Regions from separate parts of the Homo sapiens genome. Here region 1 is linked to region 2. Evidence: chromatin contacts called from ENCODE POLR2A ChIA-PET data. All regions are on one chromosome and are shown on one strand. Each heading gives the region's core, a stretch centred on a gene start or an enhancer-like site at or near the end of the contact. The rest is flanking DNA. Distances are from core to core; before and after follow the strand shown. Region 1 overlaps JOSD1 (Josephin domain containing 1). Region 2 overlaps TMEM184B (transmembrane protein 184B).

Region 1 (2,911 bases), core at 87-2,586, 450 kb before region 2:
TGGGCAAAAGAGTGAGACCTTATCTCAAAAAAAAAAAAAAAAAAAAACTAGGCAAAAAGTAGCTTGGTATCAAGGGAAAAAAATCTAATGAAAGTTGGAAGGAGCAAAGAGATTGGGGATATTGGTGAACAATTAGCATTCTCTACCACAGAGGATGACTATTCCAGCCTCCCCATTACATAGTCCTTGAGCAGGTGGAAGGGGCCACATTTAGAAGTATGGTGGTTATAACTGAGAAAAGTTGTTGTTAAGTATTAACCTCTAGAGACTTGAATTCTCTTGTCCAAGGGCTAGGCAAACACGTAGTAATAATAGCTAACACCTACGGATTACTAATGTGTGCCTAGCTCTTTGACCCATGCCTGATTTAGAAACATCAGGAAGTTCTGAGCCATATTTTCTGATGTCACATCTCTTCAGATCTGATAAGGAAAGAAAGAATTAGGGCGGGGAAAAGAATCTTGATGAAATGTCTCCTATCTCCTTTTTCATTAATATCCAAAATCATCACCATAGTCAGACACAGTGGAAACCATGAGAGAGGAACAAGGACTTATCTGAGGACACAGACAGTGGGGAGACCTGGACTAGAACCCGTCTTTTCACTTTTTTTTTTTTTTTTTTTTTTGAGACTGAGTCTCTCGCTCTCTTGTCCAGGCTGGATTGCAGTGGCATGATCTCGGCTCACTGCAAGCTCCGCCTCCCAGGTTCAGGCCATTCTCCTGCCTCAGCCTCCCAAGTAGCTGGAACTACAGGCGCCCACCACCACGCCCGGCTACTTTTTTGTATTTTTAGTAGAGATGGGGTTTCACCGTGTTAGCCAAGATGGTCTCGATCTTCTGACCTCATGAACCGTCCACCTCGGCCTCCCAGAGTGCTGGGATTACAGGCCTGAGCCACTGCGCCTGGCCCGTCTTTTCACTTTTACATCACTTCACATCTCATGGCTCTAACCTCTGGCTGTGGATGACAGAAGTGAGAGGCTCACTTTGTAGCCCAGAATTTCTATGGAAATCATTAAGACAGTCCCAAACAGGAGTTTGCCAAGGAGTCTCAAGAATACTTTCCACTGGAATCATCAGGATCCCATGGAACTCAGTGGGACTGGTGTGTTGAAATATCCAGAGCACTCTTCAGTATTGTCTTAGGGTAGAGGCTGACCCTAGCCCTGCCACTCACCAGCTGTGCCTGACTGTGCAAGTCACCATAACCTTTGCACCTCAGCTTCCATGTTTATGGTATCTCAAGATGGCTGGAAGTGATAAAGCCCATAAAAGCAGCTAACACAGTGGCCACTTGATTACTGTTAAAAGTACAAGCAAGTGCTGGTGTGGTGAATACGCTGGGTGGGCCCCACTTATTCAAATGACCATTCCTCTAGCATGAGATGGAAGCTACTCAATATTTCCTGTATTCAAATTGCCTAACGTGTTTATTGAGTTGCCAGTGCCTAGCTGTGAGGGATATAGAGTAAAAAACTATCCAGGGATTTAGTGTTTGATTGAACATATATGAAATAACTGAATTCTCCAACAGTCCTATAAAATAGTAATTATTTCCATTTTTACAGGCAAGGTAACAGGCATGGAGATTAAATCCCACAGTTAGTGTTGATCGGTGCTAGGATATGAACTCAGATATGTATGGTCCTCACTCTCCCTCCCTTTTTTACAGAGGATCCAGGGAAGATCCTATGGAAGAGATAGGGTGTGAAGGAGCTGTAGGATTTGGCTTGGAACAGGAAATAGGATAAAAGAATAGAGGCTGCTGGGCACAGTGGCTCAAGAGGGAGGCTGAGACAGGAGAATCAGTTGAGCCCAGGAGTTTGGGGCTACAGTGAGCCACAATCATACCACTGTAATCCAGCCTAGGTGACAGAGGAAGAAAAAATAGAATAAAGGCCATATGATCATGGTGCCTAAAGTGCACTAAGCCCAGTGAGAGGGATATAGCTGGCCAAGTGGGGCCAGGAAGTGTAGAACTGGCCAACCAGGCAGTTGGTACCATTGTCAGTTCCTATATATACAAAGGGAAGTGAATTGATGCCTTGGTGAATTTGGCAGGAACATAGAGGCTGAATTGGTGGAAGGAGCGCTTGGAAGCAAAGTGATCAATTTTTAGGAATCTGTTTCAGAAGTCAAGGTGTGAGGTAAGGAGCCTCTGGTTAGGAGAGAGATGGAGTGGTAATAGGAAAGGATTTGAATCCAAGACAGAAGATGAAGGACAGGGAAGAAAGATCATTGGAAAGCTAGTTCTGTAAGGTACACCTCAAAACAAATGTGTGGTCAAATTTGTTTGGGAACTGAAGCATATTTTATAATCCCCTTTCCTTGAGATTCAAAGTGAAGATTAGCATGTTAGGGACTCCAAGAATTCTGCAGGAAACCCATTTACCTACTTGGTTCATTCAGCTGTTATTGTATTGGATGCCTTCTGGGATCCTCTGTTAATGAACATGGAAATGGCATCTCCAGGAGCACCCTTGGGAAGCGCCGCTCTAAGGTTTGAGCCTGGTAGGGAGTTAGATGGTGAATGAGGTGGAAGACTCAGCATTTTCCTTGTTGGAGCCTTCATTCATGTACTGGTCAGAGACTTCAGTGAAAGGAACAAGAAACTTGGGAAAGGAACCAATTATATCAGGGGCTAGGCCTTCTTTCATATGTGTTCTGTTCTCTTTTTTTCTTTCTTTTTTTTTTTTTTTTTTTTTTTTGAGACAGAGTTTTGCTCTTGTTGCCCAGGCTGGAGTACAATGTCATGATCTTGGCTCACTGCAACCTCTGCCTCCCGGGTTCAAGCGATCCTCCTGCCTCAGCCTCCCGAGTAGCTGGGATTACAGGCACCTGCCACCACACCTGGCTAATTTTTTTGTATTTTTAGTAGAGATGGGGTTTCACTATGTTGGCCAAGCTGG
Region 2 (3,139 bases), core at 302-2,801:
CCTGCTTGTGCTTTTTTTTTTTTTTTTTTTTTTTGCCTTTTTTTCCCCCCCTCTCCTCTTTGCATTTAGGATCTTGTCTTAATCCCCAGTGTCCTGAAATCTCACAGGAGGTGGGATAGTCATTGTGCTCGGCAACCTGGCGGGCCCTTCCAGTGTGGATGCTCCTGCCTTAAGGTTCTGGGAAGTCTTTCTGTATGTTTCTTTGATCATTTCTTCCCCTCCACTTTCTTCCAATCTCCCTTTCTGGAATTCCTGCTAGTAGGACCTCGCGCTTCTGGATTGAGCCTCAGATTTTCTTTATAATTTTCTGGCTCTTTTTTGGTACTGTTTTCCATGAACTTTGTTTTGTTTTGTTTTTTGTTTTTGATTGTTTGTTTTTTTAATCTTACCTTTGAGCTTTTCTGTTGAATGTTTTAGTTCCTTTATCATGTTTTAGAATGTCAGTAGCTCTCTCCATTCTTTTTCTTTATGATGCCTTGTTCTTGGTACGTGAGAGAGTATTGTTTTTTGGTCTCTGGGGATGGTCATTGCAGTTTTCTTCTGTTCCCTACATTGTCTCTATCTCTTGAATTCCTTTCTTCTGTTTGGTCGCTTTGGTCTTTGACCTTCTTGTTAGAAGCGCTCCTCAAATATCAGTATCCTTGGCTATTTTTTATATATAAGAAGGGCTTAAAATACCAGCAACTCAGGAGGCTGAGGCGGGAGGATGGCTTGAGCCCAGGAGTTTGAGGCTGCAGTGAGCTGTGATCGTGCCACTGCACTCCAGCCTGGGCAACTGAGCGAGACCTCGACCTCATCTCTACCCGCCCCAGAAAAAAAAAAAATTGCTGGACCTCCTGATTGGGTGATGGAACATGGGGTGTTTCCTTGGCTGTTTGTATGCAGCATGGGGGGCAGGTACCAAATGAAGCCTTTTTAAATTCTGGGACCTGTTTCTGTAGAGAATAATTTTTCATCTCCTGCCTCAAAACACTGCACAGGCTGAGTGACTGGTACAGCGTGGCAGAGATCTGAGAGGACCTCTCGCCCTTCGTATTCAGGCTTAGTCTTTGGATTTTCTCCAAGTTGTCCCATTACTGCCCTCAGCTGGACCGTGTTCTGAGGATAGAGCTGTCTCAGCCTCTGTTGAAACTTGTAATGCAGTGGCTCCACGTGGAGACTTTTAACCAGCTTCTGCGTCTGCACCCTCACCCACAGCCACCAGAGCTGCCTGGCATGTGCAGTGCTGATTTTTCCTAGGGCTCTGACTCCCACCCCCACCCCCAACCATCCGCCACTCGGTGACCATGGAGCGGTGGGCATGTGGCGTTCAGAGCTTTGTTGATGTCGCTTGGCTGTTGCCACTCCTCTTGTCCTTGAAGGTTTGCTCCCCACCCCACCCTCATTCCTTCTCATTTCAGTGGCGTTAGGAGGGCGAGGAGGGGGATAGTGGAGATAAGTGTGTGTTTAGCCTGTGAACCCTGTGACTAGTGCTTCCTGTTCTCAAAGAGAGGGCTGAGTCTTGGAAGAGGGCTTAGTGCCACGTACCATCTGCGAGGGCTGGAATTCATAGTGCTGGCATGTGTCACCAGAGGGTGTGGAGGGGCAGGCAGATGGGGGCAGGGTGGGAACCACCCCCCATATGCATTCAGTGTTTGATTGTGGGGTTGGGGGTGGGCCATAAAGACAACTCTGAGACAGTGCTGGGGAGTTCTGTGATCAGAGGCACAGGGCCTTGGGGTTCAGAGGCAGGAGGCGGTGTCCGTATGTCGCTTTATGCAGTTGCTGTTTGTTAGGAATGTTTGCGTGGCATTTCACAGTTTTCCCACGTGTTTTTCATCACTGTTAGCTCATTCTCACCTCCCAAGTACCTGGCAGAGTATATATATTATCCCCATTTACAAATGTGAAAAAAATTTGAATAGGCTCTGAAACTTGTCCAGAGTGACCCAGATCTTGTAATGGCCAAAGGCCAAACTTGCAGCTGGGTCTCTGAATCCTAGGGCTCTGTGCCAGCATGGTGAAAGAGAGGACAGGACAAGTTTCTCCCCTGGAAAAGTGTGAACTCCTGTTAGGGAAAGAGATTTGAATGCATGACAGCAACAGAGAATGATGCTTCATTCACTGTCCAACCGGGGTGAGCACAGCCGAGGGCCGCAGGTGCAGGGCCACACAAGAGCCAGAGGCCAGTTTGCTGCCAGAAGGACTCCCTGGCTGGCTGTGGCTCTTGCAGATAGAGCCAAGGATTATAAGACCTCGATAGTGGCCAGGCGCGGTGGCTCACGCCTATAATCCCACCACTTTGGGAGGCCAAGGTGGGCGGATTGTGAGGTCAAGAGATCGAGACCATCCTGGCCAACATGGCGAAACCCCATCTCTACTAAAAATACAAAAATTAGCTGGGCGTGGTCGTGCATGCCTGTAGTCCCAGCTACTCAGGAGGCTGAGGCAGGAGAATCGCTTGAACCCAGGAGACGGAGGTTGCAGTGAGCCGAGATCGCACCACTGCACTCCGGCCTGCGACAGCGAGAGACTCTGTCTCAAAAAAAAAAAAAAAAAAGAAGTTGATAGATCCAAGTGCAGAAAGACATTCAGAAGAAGCCAGTAGAAGAGAGGTCAGAAACAGCATTCAGGGCAGAAAGAAGCAGGAATAAGCATGATCAGCAGAGGATAAAAAAGCCGCGAGGGGGCTGGGCGCAGTGGCTCACACCTGTAATCCCAGCACTTTGGGAGGCCGAGGCAGGTGGATCACCTAAGGTCGGGAGTTCGAGACCAGCCTGGCCAACATGGAGAAACCCCATCTCTACTAAAAATACAAAATTAGCCAGGCGTGTGGCGCATGCCTGTACTTCCAGCCACTCGGGAGGCTGAGGCAGGAGAATTGCTTGAACCCAGGAGGCAGAGGTTGCAGTGAGATCGCGCCATTGCCATTGCTCTCCAGCCTGGGCAACAAGAGCGAAACTCCGTCTAAAAAAAAAAAAAAAAAGACAGTAGGGAGGAGAAGAGGAACCATTTGGCACAGCTTAGAGTCTGGGGTCACTTGTACCACGCAGACCCCTGCCCCCTTGGTTGCAACACACTGTGCCCATTCTTGTCCAGGATGATCACCCATCACTGAAAAGAGGCATAAGAACGTTCTGAGGCCCCTATTTTCTGAGCA

Evidence for each region. ChIA-PET counts read pairs that join two places held with the same protein, here RNA polymerase II (POLR2A).
Region 1: POLR2A ChIA-PET joins it to region 2 with 10 read pairs in endothelial cell of umbilical vein. The contact joins two enhancer-like sites. POLR2A ChIA-PET finds 5 or more read pairs at or near these places in 2 of 52 experiments (activated B cell and endothelial cell of umbilical vein).

Annotation. Positions count from the first base shown.
Region 1 is chr22:38,692,581-38,695,491 of GRCh38, reverse strand. The region is part of intron 2 of JOSD1 (Josephin domain containing 1); the gene reads left to right. Among named protein-coding and RNA genes, the nearest start is that of JOSD1, 6.9 kb to the left of the region's middle. Within about 2 kb of position 1,336, at least 4 of the 41 ENCODE cell types and tissues checked have a DNase peak (open chromatin) inside an H3K27ac peak, as active enhancers do; they include endothelial cell of umbilical vein, where a contact is called at or near this core.
Region 2 is chr22:38,237,628-38,240,766 of GRCh38, reverse strand. The region is part of intron 3 of TMEM184B (transmembrane protein 184B); the gene reads left to right. Among named protein-coding and RNA genes, the nearest start is that of TMEM184B-AS1, 7.9 kb to the right of the region's middle. Within about 2 kb of position 1,551, at least 19 of the 41 ENCODE cell types and tissues checked have a DNase peak (open chromatin) inside an H3K27ac peak, as active enhancers do; they include endothelial cell of umbilical vein, where a contact is called at or near this core.